2 separate regions of the Homo sapiens genome follow, and region 1 is linked to region 2. A link is an interaction called in ENCODE POLR2A ChIA-PET data of the cell type or tissue named here. Cell type or tissue: A673. All regions are shown on one strand. Links, peaks and the distances in the headings refer to the core of each region. The heading gives the core; the rest is flanking DNA.

The links. ChIA-PET counts read pairs that join two places held together with the same protein. Peaks named below come from ENCODE experiments on the same cell type or tissue, not always from the same donor. Only the 100,000 strongest peaks of a DNase experiment are listed, where the experiment ranks them.
Region 1: POLR2A ChIA-PET joins it to region 2 with 14 read pairs; 2 of 35 experiments call an interaction of 5 or more read pairs at or near these places.

What each region holds. Positions count from the first base shown.
Region 1 is chr16:67,000,936-67,008,935 of GRCh38, reverse strand. It overlaps CES4A (carboxylesterase 4A), which reads right to left. Exons shown (of 14, transcript NM_001364782.1): 4 at 7,946-8,000; 5 at 7,475-7,628; 6 at 5,762-5,866; 7 at 5,576-5,680; 8 at 5,383-5,421; 9 at 4,712-4,852; 10 at 4,063-4,143; 11 at 3,543-3,696; 12 at 2,417-2,545; 13 at 2,119-2,191. Among named protein-coding and RNA genes, the nearest start is that of CES4A, 16 kb to the right of the region's middle. RefSeq lists an enhancer at 7,029-7,930. In A673, for the core only: no CTCF peak of the experiment used is centred there; a DNase peak (open chromatin) is centred at 7,765; H3K4me3 peaks cover 114 bases.
Region 2 is chr16:66,854,565-66,866,376 of GRCh38, reverse strand. It overlaps LOC124903699 (a long non-coding RNA gene), which reads left to right. Exons shown (of 4, transcript XR_007065088.1): 2 at 8,639-8,689. Among named protein-coding and RNA genes, the nearest start is that of CA7, 16 kb to the right of the region's middle. RefSeq lists silencers at 1,150-1,343, 7,065-7,265. In A673, for the core only: no CTCF peak of the experiment used is centred there; a DNase peak (open chromatin) is centred at 5,666.

The DNA of each region.
Region 1 (8,000 bases), core at 1-8,000, 140 kb before region 2:
TTTTCATCCTGCTTCTTTCTTTCACCCTTCCCTCGTTTAATTTGCCCTTGGGACTTGGGGTTCCAGAGGGCTTTACGGAGATGATACTTAGAACTTTAATAAAGAGTAGGAAAGTGTGTATTGGGGTGGGCCTTCCAGGCAGAGCAAACAGTATGTGCCAGGTTGAGAGATATAAAAGACCAAGGCTTTTGGAGGAAGCACAAGTCAAGAGTTAGGTAAAAACAGAGTGTGTGTGTGGCCAGGCCTGGTGGCTCATGCCTGTAATCCCAGCACTTTGGGAGGCTGAGGTGGGCGGATCACGAGGTCAGGAGATCGAGACCATCCTGGCTAACATGGTGAAACCCTGTCTCTACTAAATATACAAAAAAAAAGCCGGGCGAGGTGGCGGGTGCCTGTAGTCCCAGCTACTCGGGAGGCTGAGGCAGGAGAATAGCATGAACCTGGGAGGTGGAGATTGCAGTGAGCCGAGATCGCGCCACTGCACTCCAGCCTGGGTGACAGAGCGAGACTGTCTCAAAAACAAACACAAAAACAAAAAAAAAAGAGAGTGTGTGAAAGGGATCAAAGTGGAAAGGAGATGACATAGGAAAGATTTTGAAAGGCCTTTCACGCAAGGTTGAGGAGCTGGGACTTTATCTTGGAGGCAGAGAGAAGCCATGAAGAGTTTTAAACAGGAGAGTGACTTGGTCAGATGTTATTTCAGAAAGACCCCTTGGGCTGGGTATGGTGGCTAACACCTGTAAGACCAACACTTTGGGAGGCATAGGTGAGAAAATTGCTTGAGCCCGGGAGTTGGAGACCAGTCTGGGCAAAATAGCAAGACTTCATCTCTACAAAAAATACAAAAATTAGGCTAGGCGTGGTGGCTCACACCTGTAATCCCAGCACTTTGGGAGCCCGAGGCGGGCAGATCACAAGGTCAGGAGATCGAGACCATCCTGGCTAACATGGTGAAACCTCGTCTCTACTAAAGATACAAAAAAATTAGCCAGGCATGGTGGCAGGCACCTGTAGTCCCAGCTACTCGGTAGGCTGAGGCAGGAGAATGGCATAAACCCGGGAAGCAGAGCTTGCAGTGAGCTGAGATTGCACCACTGCTCTCCAGCCTGGGTGACAGAGCGAGACTCTGTCTCAAAAAAAAAAAAAAATTAGACGGGCATGGTGGTATGTGTCTGTAGTCCCAGCTACTTGGGAGGCTGAAGTGAGAGGACTGCTTGAGCCTGGGAGGTCAAGGCTGCAGTGAGCTGTGATTGCACCACTACACTCTAGCCTGGGCAGCAGAGTGAGACCATGTCTCAAAAAAATTTAAAAAAAAAAAGAAGAAGAAAGACACTTTGAGTGTCATAAGGAGGATGATTTGAAAGGAGAGAGGCCAGGCGCAGTGACTCATGCCTGTAATCCCAGCACTTTCAGAGGCCGAGGTGGGTGGATAGCTTGAGGTTAGGAATTCAAGACCAGCCTGGCCAACGTGAAACCCCACCTCTACAAAAATACAAAAATTAGCCAGGCGTGGTGGCCTGTAATCCCAACTCCTCAGGAGGCCGAGGTGGGAGAATCGCTTGAACCTGGGAGGCGGAGATTGCAGTGAGCTGGGATTGCGCCACTGCACTCCAGTCTGGGTGACAGAGCGAGACTTTAAGAAAATAGTCACAAGGCTAGCCAAAGCTCTCTTTACATGTCACCTGCCCCCTAGGCTGGGCCAGACACCTCCTCTATGCTCTCAAAGTGCCTTGTGCTCCCCCAGTACAGCTCTCAGCGTACCAGATTGTAATTTCCTGATTTTATGTGGTGAGCTGCTGGAGGATGGGGCTCATGTCTGCAACATCCTTGAATTCCAGCTCCCAGTACTGGGGCTGGGCCCAAAAGAGTGCAGTGGTGAATGACTGTGGAATGCTTGAGTGAATGAAGAGTGTGGGTCATGGATCAAGAAGGACACATTCTAGAGACGTTTAGGATCCGGTGACTGACTGAGGAAAGCTGAAGAAGAAGGGGCACCCTGTTTGGGCCGACTGGGCAGTTCCTGTAGGACATGCTGGGGCAAATATCCGAAGCAGCTGGCTTCTTCAGGTCCAGCACTGGGCAGGTAGAATGCCCAGATGTGCTGGGGGGCAGACTCACCCTGTGCGGGCAAAGTTGGCCCAGTATTTCATCATCTGGAGGCTAAGTGCCTTCTCCTTACCCATGGAAAGGCCTGGGGGCAGAATGGGATGTGGGATTTCGGACAGAGCAGGGGACACTGACCTCCCACCCTACTCCTGCTGCTTCTGCTGCTTCCGGAGCAGAAGACTTTCATTTGGGAGAGCATAACAGATTAGGAACTGGTGAGCTCCCTGTGGCCAGCCAATGGAGGGGTGGGTCTGCATCCAGAGGTGGGAGACTGGACACCCAGTTGGGGTATCAGGTGGGACCTTTGCACCTGTGGCGAAGGGGCCCCCAAAGAGGAAGTACATCTCATCCCCATGGTCTGCCCCATCAGTGCGGGGTTTGACGATTATTCCACGAGCGTGGTGCTCAAATTCATACAGGTAGACAGGGAGGCCGGCATCTGTGAATAGGGAAACTGAGGAGGGATGCAGGAAAAGCCTCTGCCTAGGCTTCTCATCCACCCCATGCCTCCCACTCACCTGCACCAAGCAGGAAAAAGAGCTTTGGCTTCAGAATCAAGGGGGCAGACTTGAATCCTGTCTGCACTACTCATTCACTGTGTGACCTAAAGCAAGTTGCTCTACCTTTCTGAATTGTATCAATAATTCCTTATCTTCAGACTGAGAATACTAAAACCTAATTCACAGGATTGTGGCCAGGATCATGGAAGCCTTCCTTTTCCCTGTTCTGAACCTTCCTTTCTTGGCCTCATATTGAAGGGTCTTTGGTGTCTGCATTTTCCAGCCCCCCCCCCTTTAACCTGTTACCCACATGTTCCCCTAGCCCCAGTCAGCCTGAACTTTCAAGGTGCCCCTAAGCCTGTCCTCTCAGCCAGGAAGCCTTCCCTGACCACCCCAGGCTTCTCCTCTGGACTGTTTGAGGTCCTGCCCTTGTTCCTAAGGAAGAACAGTTCCTCTCTTATACTTTTTTTGTTTTTTTTTTGAGATGGAGTCTCGCTCTGTTGCCCAGGCTGGAGTGCAGTGGTGTGATGTCGGCTCACTGCAACCTCCCCCTCCCAGGTTCAAGCGATTCTCCTGCGTCAGCCTACTGAGTAGCTGGGACTATAGGCATGCGCCACTACAGCTGGCTAATTTTTTTGTACTTTTAGTAGAGATGGGTTTTCACCATGTTGGTGAGGCTGGTCTAGAACTCCTGGCCTCAAATGATCCACCCACTTCGGCTTCCCAAAGTGCTGGGATTACAGGTGTGAGCCACCGTGCCTGGCCCCTTCCTCTCTTGTAGTTGATAGCATGCTGCCTCCTCTGTGATATCTTAGAATCCTATACTAGCCCAGAAGTACAGAGAGGGTAGGGGAGCAGTCGATAAGCCCAGTTGGTAAACAGCACACCTGGAGAGTGGACGGGGCCAGTGTGGCCACTCTTGGGGACCCTGCATACCTCGGTGGTAGTGAGCAGTCTGCAGTGTGGCATACACGAAAGTGGCATCTTGAACTATGTCCATCATACGGTTTCGTAGCATCTTCCAGTCATGCTCATTGACATTGTCCAGGTACTCCTCCACCACAAGTGGTACCTGCTCCTTGGTGATATTCTGAGTGAGGAGGCCACACTTACCTGAGGCCTGGGTGCCAGCTGGGCCAGAGGTGGGCCCACCAGTGACTTGGATCCATGCTCAGCCCCCCAGGAGTTTTTGGCCTGGGAGGGGGAGAAAGGGAGCTTCCTGGGAAAGTTTCTGTCTCTGCTGATTGTAACCCCTGATTTTGCTGCATAACTGCCCCTGTGACCCTGAGCACCTTACCTGTAAGCAGTCATCTGATCCCACAGCAAACCCCAGACCCTCCAAGAAAGATCCTTACCCTGGCTGGGAGCCCCTTTGCAAAGAGCAGCTACTAGGTTAAAAAAAACAGGGGGGTCAACCCTGTCCGAACTGAGCACCCCTGCCAGCTGGGTCCCTCACCAACAGGGTGCGGGTACTCCAGAGCATCTTAGTGATGGTTTCCTTTCTCATCGCCTGCCGGTTTAGCGGGAACTTCATGATCTGTTCACAAGACAAGGACCCCAGTGTGGGTCAGGCCTGAGCATTAGGAGGGATTCTGGCCAGAGCTACAAAGGCCCCAAAGGTCTTGCCCATCTAATGATGAGTTATCAGACACAGCACACAGCCCAGGAAGGGCCCATGACTCTCTCTTGTCCCCCTGCTCCCATCCTGCTCATCACTACCACCTGGGCCAGAGCTGAAGTGGTACTGAGTGGGGGTCCATCCTGAGTTGGGGCATCTACCCTGACCCAGGAGCAAGGGAGGGCTTCAGGATTTGCAGTTGCCTAGAGGCTTGGGAATGAACATCATAACCCATCTAAACTATGATCTGAGAATTTGTGGTCCTCAAATCTCCAGCAGGCCATACTTCTCCCTTCTTCCCCTCCATCATTCATGGCCAGTTTTCACTGTACAGGGACTACAGGAGGCTCCCAAACATAGGGCATCCACAGAGGGGCTACTGGCATCTGACCTGGTGCCCAGCACCGTCCAAGAGGCATCCTTCCCTGCCTCCACTATGGTACTCACTTACGTAAGGCAAGAGCCAATTGAACTCCTACTCACTTACATAAGGCAAGAGCCAATTGAATTCCAGGTTGTTGACACCTAGAAGGTAGGGCACAGATGAAACCTTCCCCTGGGTCAGGAGCACCAAAGGGTCATCTGGGATCACCACACCATCCACCACAGGGCTCATGGACCAGATAATCTACAAGGCAAAGGGCATTTCCAGCCAGTCTCCTCAAGTATCCTCCCAGGGTCCCTGCAACCTTGGGTGCCCCTTCAGAGGCTGCTCTAGCCTAGGTTCTTTGATTGGGAAAAGGCTGGGGCTGGCATGGTGAGCCCCAGGAGGATGGGTGTGGGAGGGGAGCAGGATAGGCAGGACCAAATTACGTGGACTTGGGATGGCCGCGGGTATCTGTATAGCTCACTCCTTCACCTCTTGAAAATCTTTGCTAAATTTCACTTCACTGAGTCCTGTTCTAGCCATTCTATTTAAAAGTCCATACCTCCCAAAATGTCCAACCCCTTTACCCTCTCCATTCCTTGCTATTCACCTATCACCTTCTAAGGAGGTGGATAATATATTTATTTATAGGGTTTATTCTCCTTCCCCACTGGAACATCAGCTCCACTAGGGAAGGGATCTTGGCCTGAACAATTCCCTAAGTATCCCAAGTGCCTGGCACAAAGTAGGTGTTAAATAAATACTCAAATTGCAGAATGTGGCCTGTTTACCTCTTCCGGGTCTCTCTGGAAGTTCAGTTGGAGGAATCTCTATGGGGGAGAGGAAGGGATCAGAGTTAAAGGAAGTCTCCCTCGTGTGCTCTTGAGACAGGGTCCCTGGGGAAGTAGTTGGGGGTGGCTGGGTACCAGGATAGGAGGATGGCCCTCAGGCAGCCAGGTCAGGCAGCTGGAATGTTCTACCTACCATCTTGTTGGACACACGCATCACCTTGGTCCCTGATAGTGCCCTCAGGCAGTTTACCAGGATCTGTGTGCTGTTGTGGTTGCATCCAGCCAGGTGGGCAACCTTCTATAGAGAGAAGAAAGGATGCTCAGTGGTGCTTCCATCCTGCCCTTCCATGCTGAGCCCTGGGGAAGGAGAGGCACTCACCTTGGCCACTTTCAGTGGGTTACTAGTGATGAAAAGTCTGAATAACGCGGTGCCACTCTGGGAAATGGCCCGATGGAAGAGACCCGAGGCTAGGGGTGACATCATCTGCAAGAACAGGGAGGAATACACCCGTGAGATGCCCAAGTAGAGACACCTGGGCTGTTCTGGGCATCTGTCTGGCCATGGGCAGGCAGCCTGAGTGAAGCCAGGAAGGGCAAGTAGCTGGGAGGGAGTCAGGAGTCCTGGGGTGATGTCCTAGACCTAAAGCCAGTGGTATTCCTGCCTCTGGTCTGTACAGTGGGCCCCAGTGGGTTCCAGAGGGGATGTGAGATTGGGGGAGGGAATCTGCTGGTGTGGAAAAGTGGTCTCCCTCTACTTTAGGGCTAGAAATGAGGGGTAGGTGGAAGGGACCTCATGGTTTCCCCAGGTTGTTACCTGTGCTGACAGCTGTTAGCCTCTCTCCACTGCCCAAGTTGGGGGAACAAGTACATCTAGGGCCTCCCATCCTGTCCCTTGGATACCTCAGACTTCATATGCCCCAAACCTGCTCCAGCCAATCCCTGTCTGGGTGGCATTCCTTACCCCATACCATCCCCCAGCCCCAGGGGCCTTCCCTATCTCTGCTAATGACCACACCCCAGCTGCCCTAGTCCTGCCCATTTGGCCTCCTGGATCACTCTGAGCCATCCTCTGCTCTCCATCTTTCCTGCCCCTGCTTTAGAGCCAGCCCCATGATCTCTCCTAGGATATATCCTATCCCCATCCCTGCCCCTCCCAGTAGCTCTCCGAGTCTCTGCTCCTGTTTCTTGCCAACCCAGTCCCATGCAGCAGGCTGAGCCATCTCTCTAAATGCACATCTGATCATGTCACTTTGCTGCTTACAATCTTTCCCTGCTTTGGAGAATCGCTTGAACCCGGGAGGCGGAGGTAATGGTGAGCTGAGATCACGCCATTGCACTCCAGCCTGGGCAACAAGAGCGAAACTCCGTCTCAAAAAAAAAAATTTTTTTTTCCTCTGCTTTTTAGTGAATTTTGGATAAAGTTGCTTAATTCTCTGGGCCTTCGTTTCTTTATCTGTAGAATGGAGACAACAGTACTTTTCTTTTTGGACTATTGAAGGAATTACATGGATGACGACACATAAGGTGCTTAGAAGAATGCCTGGCACACAGGAAGTGCTCAGCTGTTGAGTATTATTATGACTGTGGCCAGCAATGTCCTGTGTGATGTGTTCACTTCCCAGCCATATGCCCCTCACAGGGCACCTTACAGTACACCCACATTCCAGGCACATCCCAGGTCAGCAGTCACACAGGAGTCAGGGGCAAAGCCCGTCAACTCATGCCCCTGGCTTGCAGGCCTGGTGTGAGGTCCTAGCCTTGCCCAGGGGGCAGATGGTGGGCTCTGTTCAGGGGATAGAGTTCTGGGGGAATGTGGAGAGGCAGAAGGTGCTGGGTAGCACCTGGATTCACTGATTACCCCAAGCCTCAGCACTACCCTTCCTGGGGCTCAGTTTTCTCATCAGTGCTATCCCTCAACAGAGGAGACATCCTTGGCTATGAGGGGCTGTACCCTTGGCAGGGGCGAGAGCATTTCTGTGGCAGGCACGTTCCTGTACACGCAAATCTGCACATGGCCTGTGCAGTGGAGCATACATTTGTGGGAACGCAGGAGCCTAAGTCTGTGCTCGGTCCGTCTGGGCATTGCTCTCACCAGTCCTGAGATGCTCATGGCCCCCGCCGACTGGCCGAACAGGGTCACATTTCCTGGGTCTCCCCCGAAGGCTGCGATGTTCTCCTGCACCCAGCGCAGAGCCGCCATCTGGTCCAGCAGCCCCCAGTTCCCGCGCGCGTGGCTGTCGTCCGTGCTGGGCGTGTGGGGTTCACTGTCAGGGTCCCGGGCCTCGACAGTCGGGGCGCGTTGGGCTGCCCTCCTGGGCTTCCCCCACCCAGCCCAGCCTTGCCCCTCTAAGACCCAGTCCTGCGACCACACCCCCTTCCTTGGAGTTAGCTCGCCCCATCCAGATGGTATGGAGCGCCCGCCCCTTCCACCGAGCGCCAGGCCCCGCCCCCGCCTCGCGGCCCCACCCCCCCCATCCCCGCCCCAGGCCCCGCCCCTCCCTTCCCACCCAGTCCCCGCCGCTCTGGCCACAGCTGCGGTCCCAAAGGGTACCGGCCCCGCCACCTCAGGAAGCCGAAGATGCCGAGCCTGTGCTGCAGAAACACCAGCACCACTTTCT
Region 2 (11,812 bases), core at 2,107-10,106:
CATTCTGAAGAGCATCTCGGGGAAGGGATTGTCACATGGATGGGGAGACCCCTGGCATTTGGGGTGGTCACAGGTGCCAGGATTCCTCCCCAGTTCCACACAACAAGGGATTGTTTGAATTCTTCCTGACCTTCGAGTGTCCCACCAGCATGTTCAGACAGGTGAACGATCTGTTTTGTTTTGTTTTTTGAGACAGACTCGCTCTGTTGCCCAGGCTGGAGTTCAGTGGCACAATCTTGGCTCACTGCAACCTCTGCCTCCTGGGTTCAAGCAATTCTTCTGCCTTGGCCTCCCTAGTAGCTGGGATTACAGATGTCCACCACCACACCCAGCTAATTTTTGTATTTTTAGTAGAGACAGCGTTTCACCATGTTGACCAGGCTGGTCTCGAACTCCTGACCTCGGGTGATCCTCCTGCCTCGGCCTCCCAAAGTGCTAGGATTACAGGCGTGAACCACCATGCCCAGTCTTGTTTTGTTTTGTTTTGTTTTGTTTTGTTTAACCAGGTCTCTACAGGTATCTGATGAACAATCTGTTTATCATCATTTGAACCTACAACCTTGCTCTGTTTTATTTGGAAACACAAAGGGATTTTTGCACAGTCTTAAAATGTAGAATATTTTCCAAGAATACAATTATCATGTGAAATGAGGGAAGATGGTACTTTGTGTTGAGAATTTTACCAGGAGTTATCATCATCTAGGAAACTCACACCGTGGGGGCAAAGAGACTCACTTTCCTCTGCCTGGTATGCATCTGAAGCCGCTATTTATGGAGCTTCAAAATAAGGTACAGGCTGGGTGTGGTGGCTCATGTCTGTAATCTCAGCACTTTGGGAGGCCAGTGTGGGAGAATTACTTGAGACCAGGAGTTCAAGACCAGCCTGAGCAACATGGTGAAACCCTATCTCTACCAAAAAATACAAAAATTAGCCAGGCATGGTAGTGCACACCTGTAGCCCCAGCTACTGGGGAGGCTGAGGCAGGAGGATCGCTTGAGCCCAGGAGGTCAAGGTTGCAGTAAACTATGATCGCATCACCAGACTCCAGCCTGGGTGACAGAGGGAGACCCTATCTCTAAAAAAAAAAAGAAGAAAAACAATATGGGTACAAACATCAGAAGACTTCATCACATCTTTAGTGGCGTTGTCCCCCACCATTTACATACTGACATAAATATTATTTTTATTTAAAATTACATGATTTGTGTATATACATACAATTTTATTTTTTATTTTATTTTACTTTTTTTTTGAGACAGAGTCTCACGCTGTCGCACAGGCTGGAGTGTAGTGGCACGATCTCAGCTCACCGCAAGCTCCGCCTCCTGAGTTCACGCCATTCTCCTGCCTCAGCCTCCCAAGTAGCTGGGACTACAGGCGCCCACCACCACGCCCAGCTAATTTTTTGTATTTTTATTAGAGACGGGGTTTCACTGTGTTAGCCAGGATGGTCTTGATCTCCTGACCTCATGATCCGCCCGCCTCGGCCTCCCAAAATGCTGGGATTACAGGCGTGAGCCACCGTGCCCAGCCTATAAATACAATTTTATTTATATTCATTTAAATACATATATTGTATTATATATTATAAATTACTGCCCTTTATATTACAATTAAGGCATCAAAGTGATTTTTTGAAATTGCGTGCATAGATTAGTTTGAATTTCATTTCAGGCTCATAATGGGAGGCATTGGATTTATTAATATAAAAGTAGGCTCTGAGAATCTCACAAACATAAGCAAAAAATCCGGAAATAAAAGAGGTTTCTGAAAAGAATGACTTCATTTATTGGAAGTTCAAAGTCAGGCAAATATCATTTATACTCTTAGAAGTCAGGATGATGTTTACTTTGAGAAGGTAATAACTCGGTGGGGACATGTGGGGCTTGGGGTGCAGGAAATACACTTTTGTTGATCTGGATCCTACTTACACAGATGTGTTCAGGTTGTGAAAGTGCATCAAGGGTATATACTGGCCAGGCCTAGTGGCTCATGCCTGAAATACCAGCACTTTGGGAGGCTGAGGCAGGTGGATCACCTGAGGTCAGGAGTTCGAGACCAGTCTGGCCAACATGGTGAAACCCGGTCCCTACTAAAGATACAATTAGCTGGGCACAGTGGCGGGCGCTTGTAATCCCAGCTACTCAGGAAGCTAAGGCAGGAGAATTGCTTGAACCCAGGAGGTGGAGGTGCAGTGAGCCGAGATCACGCCATTGCACTCCAGCCTGGGCAACAAGAGCAAAACTCCGTCTCAAAAAAAACCAACCAACCAAACAACCAAACAAAAAAAACCTTAAAGAAGGAGGGTATGTAGTTTTCTGTACCTATATTACATTTCAATAAAAAAATTAAAATCAAAATTAACATCACCAAAAAAGGTACAAATCAATATCAAGTGCCTATTGATATTGATATGACACTGAAAATTGATCATTTTTAATTATATTCCAACAAAATAACCTCAATATTTTCATGCAAAAACATCAAACAAACCCAATTTGAGGATATCTTACTACCTAACTAGTTGTCTTCCTTCCCCCTCCCTCCCTTCCCCTCCCTTCCCCTCCCCTTCCCTACCCTCTCCTCCCCTTCTTTTTTTTTGAGACAGGGTATCCCTCTGTTGCCCAGGCTGGAGTGCAATGGTACAGTATTGGCTCAGTGCAGCCTCAACCTCCTGAGCTCAAGAGATCCGCTACCTCAGCCTCCTGAATAGCTGGGATCACAGGGTGCTGCACCACCATGCCCTGCTAATTTTTAAATTTTTTTTGTAGAGACAGAGTCTCACTGTGTTGCCCGGAGGTGGTCTTGAACTCCTGGGCTCAAGCGATCCTCCCACCTTGGCCTCCCAAAGTGCTGGGATTACAGGCATGAGCCACCGCGCCTGGCCCTAACCAGTATTTCTCAACCTTATCAATGTGGTCAAAGACAAAGCGATTGGGAAGTTGTTCTAGATAAAGGGAGACTAAAGAGACTCAGCAGCTAATTGCAGTGCATGGTCTGGGTTTTTTTTTGTTGTTGTTGTTATAAAGGCCTTATTAGGACAATTAGCAAAATCTGAACAAAGTATGTGGATTAGATAATAGTATTGCAGCAATGCTAGTTTCCTGATTTCGATTCTTGTACTGTGGTTATGTAAGAGAATGTCCTTGTTTTTTTGTTTTTAGACAGGGTCTCATTCTGTCACCCAGGCTGGAGTGCGGTAGCACGATCTCTGCTCACTGCAACCTCTGCCTCCCGGGTTCAAGCTATTCTCCCACCTCAGCCTCTCCGGTATCTGGGACTACAGGTGTGTGCCGCCATGCCCAGCTAATTTTTGTATTTTTTGGTAGAGACGGGGTTTCACCACGTTGGCCAGGCTGGTCTCGAACTTCTGACCTCAGGTGATCTGCCCACCTCAGCCTCCCAAAGTGCTGGGATTACAGGCATGAGCCACCATGCCTGTTCTCATTGTATTATTCTTTTGACTTTTCTGTACGTTTGAAATTATGTTAAAATAGCCTGGCGTGGTGGCATGCGCCCATAATCTCAGCTACTTGGGAGGCTGATGCAGGAGGATCCTTTGAACCAGGAGGTTGAGGCTGCAGTGAGCTGTGATTGAGCCACCAGATGCCAGCTGGGGTGACAGACTGAGACCTTGTCTATACAATGAAAAAAATAAAACATAAAATATCAAAATACAAAGTTAAAAGAAAAAAACTTAAAAAACATATTTAGAGGTGAGGAGCTCTGGGTCTGATAGCAGAACCTTAAATGCTGGCTATTCATTTCCGTTTCCACAGTTGCAAGCCCAGTTTTCAGAAAAGGGGCAGAAAAAGAAGGAAGAAAAAGAAATGCAAAGCCCAGCACCTCCGGCCATAGCAGGTTCTGAGTGCTTCAGATACTGAGGGTTCATCTCTAGGGGTCTTAGTTTACAGCAAAGACTTGGCAAGGTTGGCTTAGGTGGTTAAGCTCTCGCCTGCTAACAGACACCTGATATTTTTCTCCAGGCCCCCTCTCATTTATTTTTGCTCACTGGTACTTCTCCAAACCCCTGCATCATGACCTATGACCTCTGACCTCACGGGGTGCCAGGCTCAAGGCAGGCGCCTCAAAGACTGTAAAACTGGATGCTGATGCCCTGACCTGAGCCCCTAGGAGTTGCCATAGCCACCCCTGCTGCCGGCTAAAGCAGCCAGGTTGGCGCTGAGCACTCCATCCCCAGCCTGGGGTCAAAGGGTGCCTGTGAGCCTCTTTGCACTCAGTGGACCAGAGCTGCAAAGTGGGGAGGGGTTCCCCTCCAGGGTCTTTCCACTACCCCCAGAAACCACAGGTTTCTGGATTTAGTGCTCGGGCCAGACCTTCGAAGGCTTGGCGGCCTCCAAAATATCTTTTCAGCTCACCTGGCCCTGCCTGGAATTGTACCATTAGAGCCACGCTCTCCAGGAAAGAAATCATTTCCAAGCATTGACTTCTCTGAAAGTCAGACCTCGTTGTTGTATGGGTCATGGTTCACGAACTTGGATATGTGAAAAACATAGAATGCCTTTATTTTCTGTAAATCAATTAAATCTCGCTCTGCGCTCCTATTATTGGGCTGCTGGGAAATTCAGCCTACAGATGGTCCTGTCACATTGATGGACTAAGGTCTGGGGGGCTTGGGGTCTCCTCCAGTTATTAGCCCTTGCTGGTTTTGCCCCAGCCCCGTGGCCCCTTTCAGTTTAGGAGGCACATGGGGTGACCCATAGCCTGAGATCTTGTGTGTTTTGCCCCCCAGCTCAGCCACAAGTCTGACTCTACTTCTGGGGAGGGAATCCACTTTCTCTCCTCCTTCAAGTTCTACCTGAGGCCTTCCAGGACTCCCATGGACACATTTTACAAATGGGGAAACTGAGGCCTGGCGAAGCGCTCACACAGCAGACTGAAAAGGAGGCGATAACATCCTCCTTTTCATCCCAACAAGGTGTTACTGACTGTGGCCTTCGCAGCGGCACTTGCATTCATCAGGCAACCATGTCTTACCTGTGCACAGTGCACATCCAATGGCAGGATTTCAGGCACTATGACAAGCTGCCAGGGAGTTATTTGGAGCGGGGAGTTCTTCTTTCTTTCTCTTTCTTTCTTTCTTTCTTTCTTTCTTTCTTTCTTTCTTTCTTTCTTTCTTTCCTTTCTTTCTTTCTTTCCTTCCTTCCTTCCTTCCTTCTTTCTTTTTTTCTTTCTCCTTCCTTCTGTCCGTCCTTCCTTCCGTCCGTCCTTCCTTCCTTCCTTCCTTCCTTGCTTCCTTCCTTCCTTCTCTTTCTCTCTCTTTCTGTCTTTCTTTCTTTCATGAGATCTTGTTCTGTCATCCAAGCTGGAATGAAATGGTGTGATCAGAGCTCAGAGCTCCTGAGCTCAAGCTATCCTCCCACCTCAGCCTCTTGAGTAGCTAAGACTAGAGGTGTGGACTGCCACCATCAGCTAATTTTAATTTTATTTATTTATTTATTTTTGGTAGGGACAGAGTCTTGCTATGTTGCCAGGCTGGTCTTGAATTCCTGGGCTTAAGTGATCCTCCCACCCTGGCCTCCCAAAGCACTGGGATTACCAGTGTGAGCCACTGAGCCTGGCCAAGTGGCAGGGGTCTTTCTGTTACATAATGCTGTGTGGATAGAGTGAAAAGTCATAAATCCTAGCTCTCCTGCCAACTCACTTTGACAGACTGTTTCCTCTTTGGGCCTCAGTTATTGTATCTATATAATAGGATTAGCTTAGATGCCCTAGGATTCCCTAGATGGCTTGTGTGATGTTGTTCTTGTTGTTTTTGTTGTTGTTTGAGACAGAGTTTTGCTCTGTTGCCCAGTCTGGAGTACAGTGACAGGATCATAGCTCACTGTAGCCTCGACCTCCCAGACTCAAGCAATCCTCCCACCTCAGCCTCCTGAGGAGCTGGGACTACAGGGACATGTCACCATGCCCAGCTAAGTTTTTGGTATTTTTTTTTTTTTTTTTTGTAGAATCATTGCTATTGCCTTGCTCTTCATTCCCCAAGCTGGTCTTGAACTCCTGGGCTCAAGGAATCTGCCTGTCTTGGCCTCCCAAAGTGCTGGGATTACAGGTGTGAGCCATGACACCCAGCTCCTAGATGGCATACTGACCCCATCATGGCTCGCTCTGGCTGAAGAAGTTATACCTCCAAACCCTGCTCCTGAACACTCAAGATCAGCAGTAGCAAGGGCCTATGCTCCAGGTCCCTGGGGGGTCTAGGTAACTGGAGAGACAGGGCTGTGTGCCCTCTGGTATCTCCTGTGTCTGGACATTCATGCTGAGAGCAGGAGCTGAGAAAGGAGGAGGAGAAAGAGATTCAAGTTCTTCCCAAAAACCTGAGGGACCCCCAGGGCTCACGTGCCCCTATGCCTTTCTCGCAATGCCAGTCTAAGAGGGCCTCTTGGTAGGAATAAAGGAACCATCTGCTCACCCTCCTATGTCCCAGAAGACAAAAGCACTTGAGTTGCAGCTGGAGGAATGTAGGTTACACTCATAGACTGCCAAACTGGAAACTGCCAGGGTCCAGGCATGATTCCATCCTGCAGGGCCGAGGAGAGGCAGCAGAAGAAGTTGATGAATTGCACTTGCCAGAATTTGCACTCAAGCCCTGGGTTAGAAGGTGGATTCAAACTAAGTGATGCCTGGTGCTCTCTAAGCCTCAGGAAGAGTCCTCTTCCTCCAGCCCAGGAGGTCCTCAGCCCCTGCTTTAGACCTCAATGACCCCCATGGCCTGTGGATGTAAGGGTAAAGCTCTACCTGGCATTTGAAATCTCTGCAGCCTGGGAGCCCCTGTCTCCTCAGCCCCACTTCTTCTTTTTGTTGATACAGGCTGGGCAAGAGCCAGGCCTTCTTTTTCTGTCTGGTAAATGCTCTCTGCAGCTGAGGCTTCTGCCCCTCTCCTGGAATGCCAGCTTCTTTATTCTGGGCCCCTCCTCCAGGAAACCCTCCCAGACTAATCAAATCTCAACCAAGCCAGGACTACCACCTCCCCTGACTCCCAACACTCCTCTGCAGTCAGTTCCTTGCTGAGGGTCTTGGCCTTTCTCTCAGTGGAACAGGAAAGGCCCTTCAGGGTGGCCTGGGGCAGAGCCAGCCACACTGGAGTGAAGTGGGGTTAGAGAGGTTTCCTGGGGGAGGAAGGCCCTAGCAGAGGGAGCCAATTTGGCATCAAATGTTCTGAGGCTGCTCTCGTGGAGGACAGAGGCCGGGAGCAGATCTGACTCATTCCTGCCACTTTGCCTGGCTGCACGCCCAGCCAGAGGGCTTTCTCAGACACCTGTCCAGCAGAGTGACATCCATTTAGGACTGTACTGTCTAATATGGTAGCCAATGGCCACATATGGCTTTTTTTCCTTTTTCTTATTTTTTAAAATTAGCAATGGGGTCTCACTGTGTTGCCCAGGCTGGAGTGCAGTGATTATGCACAGATGTGATCATCATGCAATACACCCTTGAAGTCCTGGCCTCAAGCAATCCTCTTGCCTCAGCCTCCTGAATAGCTGGGACTAGAGGCACATGCCACCATACTGGGCCACATATGACTTTTTTCTTTTTTTCTTTTTTTTTTTTAAGATGTGCAGTCTGGGTGCAATGGCTCGTGCCTGCAGTCCCAGCACTTTGGGAGGCTGAGGCAGGTGGCTCACCTGAGGTCAGGAGTTCAAGACCAGCCTGGCCAATATGGTGAAACCACGTGTCTACTAAAAATATAAAAAATTAACCGGGTGTGGTGGCGGGCATCTGTAATCCCAGCTACTCGGGAGGCTGAGGCAGGAGAATTGCTTAAACCCGGGAGGCTGAGGTTGCAGTGAGCCAAGATAGCACCATTGCACTCCAGCCTGGGCAACAAGAGCGAAACTCTGTCCCAAAAAAAAAAAAAAAAAGATGTCCAACTATATACTGACAAATAAGGCTTTGAGCATATGAAATGGGGCTGCCCTACGCTGAGATGTACTGTGAGCGTAAAGCACACACTAGATTTCAAAGACTTAGCACAAAAAATGTAAAATATTTCATTAGTTTTTTTCTATTAATATTAGTGACAGATTAAAATGCATATATTTTGGATATAATTGGGTTAAATTAAGTACATTATTTAAATGACTTGTTTCTTTTTACATTTTTCTTTTCTTTTTTTTTTTTTTGAGACTGAGTCTTGCTCTGTTGCCCAGGCTGGAGTGCAGTGGCGCGATCTTGGCTCACTGCAACCTCTGCCTCCTGGGTTCAAGCGATTCTCCTGTCTCAGCCTCCCAAGTACCTGGGATTACAGGTGCACACCACCACGCCCAGCTAATTTTTGTATTTTTAGTAGAGATGGGGTTTCACCATGTTGGCCAGAGTGGTCTCGAACTTCTGACCTCAGGTGATCCGCCCGCCTCGGCTTCCCAAAGTGCTGGGATTACAGGTATGAGCCACGGTGCTCAGCTACATTTTTGTTTTTGAGACAGGGTCTTGCTATGTTGCCCAGGATGGTCTTGAACTCCGAGGCTCAAGTGATTCTCCTGCCTCAGCCTCCCAAAGTGCTAGGATTACAGACATGAGCCACTGCACCCGGCCTTATGTCTCTTTCTATATATTTTATATCAGTATTAGAAAATTTTAAATTACAAAAATGGCTCACACGTCATTTCCATTTTACAGAAGAGGAAATAAGCTTCAGAGGGTTTGAGTGACAGATGGTGCAAAACCCAGGTATGACCCGGGTAAGTGGGCCCTTGGATTTGTGAGCAGATAAGACTTCAAAAGAGATACATTCCCCAGGCCTTGCTTCTGGCTAGAGGATAAATGCCAGAACATTTCGTGATCAAAGAGTCACATCTCCTCCTCCCCCCGAGTCTTGACCAACCAGCAGTACATTTGGCCTTTGAGGGTGGCCTCAGAGTTGATGTTGTGACCCATGGATGCGAGAGGATCCCCAAGATGCTCAGGCTGTTGTCTGACCTCTCTCCCCAACCCCAGGCCAGCTCCAACTGCATCCGAAAGCCTTCTGCCCTGCTCCAACCCCTCTTAGCTTTGACATCAGCTGTGGCTCCCTCCCAGGCATCAACTATCAGGTTATCTTGCAACCTCCACCTCAGACCTATTTCTGTTCCTGTCTCCAGCTGTTGCTCAGTCCACAGATCACTCTCCCCACAGATGAGCACGCCAGTGGGTATGTGTCCAGCGCTAGCCATGAGGGGACACTCCCAAGCCTTTGCAACAGCAGCAGCTATAGGGTGACCATGGGATTGGAAGACAGCCCTCTGCAGAAGGAGCTTCAGGGGGATCAGATCTTCACAACCATCCCACCTCCTGAGGCCCGCCCCATAGAAGGGACTTGCTCTGGGGCCCACAGCCTGCACTGGAGGGAAGACTGTGACCCTTGCCTGGGCACAGACTCCGCAGGCTGTGGCTGCTGGCAGGCCCACAGCCCTGCCTGGATCAATCCAAGGGCCACCACTGGCTGCCCAGGGAGGGCCCCTCTGGGGTCCTGGGAGCAAGTAGAGCTCATCTTGTCTTGGGTGTCCCAAATGTCCCCAGCATCACTTCCAGGGGAAAATCTTGTCCTGAATGAGGACTTAGGACCCAGTCCTGGGTCCCTTGAGGCCAGGTGTGCTGGGATCCAGCTGGGACATCCCATTTGGATATAATAGGGTCAAATCTGGGGCTGTAATTATAACATAAGGAGGCCACTTTCAGCTTTAAAATAGTTTTAAATTTAAAAAGTGAATAAGGGAAAGGACTTAGGGAGTGAGGATTCTTGGCAGTCTCGGGGTAATTATTATAAAACCAGCTCCCATTTTCCAAGTCCTCTGCAGCGCCGGGCCTGTGATGCCACCATCCCTGGGAGGGGCTGGACAGGGTCCCTGGCACAGTTAGCAGCATTGGGGCTATTATGCCACCTCCAGATGGCCACCACCATACCCATCCCACCCTCCTTTGAGCCCAGTTGCTCTAGTATAGAGTAGAAGAGTTACTGGACAGATCCTGGTTCAAATCCTGCTCTGTGACCTGCCTACCTAACCTCCCTGAGCCTCATCATCCTCATCTGTAAAATGGGGTAACAGCAGTTCTTGGATCGCAGGGAGAGCTGGACGTCTGCCTCAGGCCCTTTACCTGCTTTAACAGGAACATTACTGGCGTTGCTTCCCTGTTACCACAGCTGCCTGCCTCCAAGCTGAGCAAATGTTGTCCTCCAGACACCTCTCTCCCTCTCCTCACCATCTCCTCAAAAGTGGAGGGAGAAAATGGCCCCTACCTAGATCAGGCCAGGGGCGCCTGCAGGGTAACTCTCTATTTGGCCTGCTCCTCCTGTATACCCCATTCCTCCCCACTCCGGAGACAGGTTTGCCCTAAGCATGGGAGTGGGAGGGGGGTCCATAGAGCAAGCCTCTCCCTTCCCCAGATCACTGAGGTCAAAGTTAATCTAAGACCCAAAAGTGCCCTGTGGCCTGGGAGTTCCCTTCTGGTATAGTAACATTGACAGGAGCTGTGGTCAAAGTGAGCTGATGACATGCACCACCAGCCCCTCCTGGCCCTGCAGTGGGGCCTCCTTCCCAAGGGTGTTCGGACATTCCATCTCCCCGCAGCCCCCTCCACTGTCCCTTTCTCCCCCTTCACAACTAAACTTATGCATGTGAGGTCCCAGTTTCTCACCTCCCCTCACTCCTCAGCACCCCCAGTGTCTGTCTCCGGCTCCTGCCGCTGTCTCATCTGGGTCACAATCATCACTTGGTCTCTAAGCCCAACTGTGAACTTGCCCTTGGGCACTTTTTTGGACTTGGACTAGGGACTAGGGTGAGGATGCACATTTAAAAAAAAGCACTCTAGGGCCAGGCACGGTGGCTCACACCTGTAATCCCAGCACTTTAGGAGGCCCAGGTGGGTGGATTACTTGGGGTCAGGAATTCGAGACCAGCTTGACCAACATGGTGAAACCCCATCTCTACTAAAAATACAAAAATTGGCCGGGCATGGTGGTGCGCACCTGTAATCCCAGCTACTCGGGAGGCTGAGGCAGGAGAATTGCTTGAACCTGGGAGGCGGAGGTTGCAGTGAGCTGAGATCATGCCACTCACTTCAGCCTGGGCTACAGAGCAAGACTCCGTCTCAAAAATAAATAAATAAATAAATAAATAAATAAATAAATAAATAAATAAGTAAAATTAAATAAAAATAAAAATAAAACCCCCTCTTGGGGTTGTGCGTGTGCAGGGCCTGGGCCTGAAGGCACATGCCCCCTTAGATTTTCCTTCCAGGACCCCACAATGCTGCGTGTCCAATGTGGCCAGCTCCCTGTAGGGTTCCCAGAGCAAGTGAAGGCTCCACTTTCTGCTCAGGGATATGCCCTGGTCTCCTCTCTATCCTGAACAGCCAAACACTGTCTTTTGGGCACCACCTCCTAAATCTCTCTCATCCAGCCCTCTGTCTCCCACCTCCCTCCACCCTGTCCCCTCCCGCCTGGACACAGGCCACCCCTTGCTCCCTGCCACCATTCCTGCCTGCCCATCCGCATTCCTCAGGGATGTTCCCCATTTGCAGGCCTGGCCCTGCCCCTCCTCTACTATAAGCCCTTGGTAGCTCCCCGTCAGCCTGGGGAGGGGGTCCCAGGTTTCCCCCAGGGCTCTAGCCCCTTTGAGCCTTTTGAGCCCCACAACCACACTGGGCTCTCTCTCACCTCTGAGCCTGCACACTTGCCCTTCCCTTGGCCTCAAACATGCTGTTCCCTTCTATCTGATTTGGAATACTGGTTGGAATTTCATTTCTTCCTTTCTTTCTGTTTGAGAGGGCCTCGCTCTGTCGCCCAGCCTGGGGTACAGTGGTGCGACCTCAGCT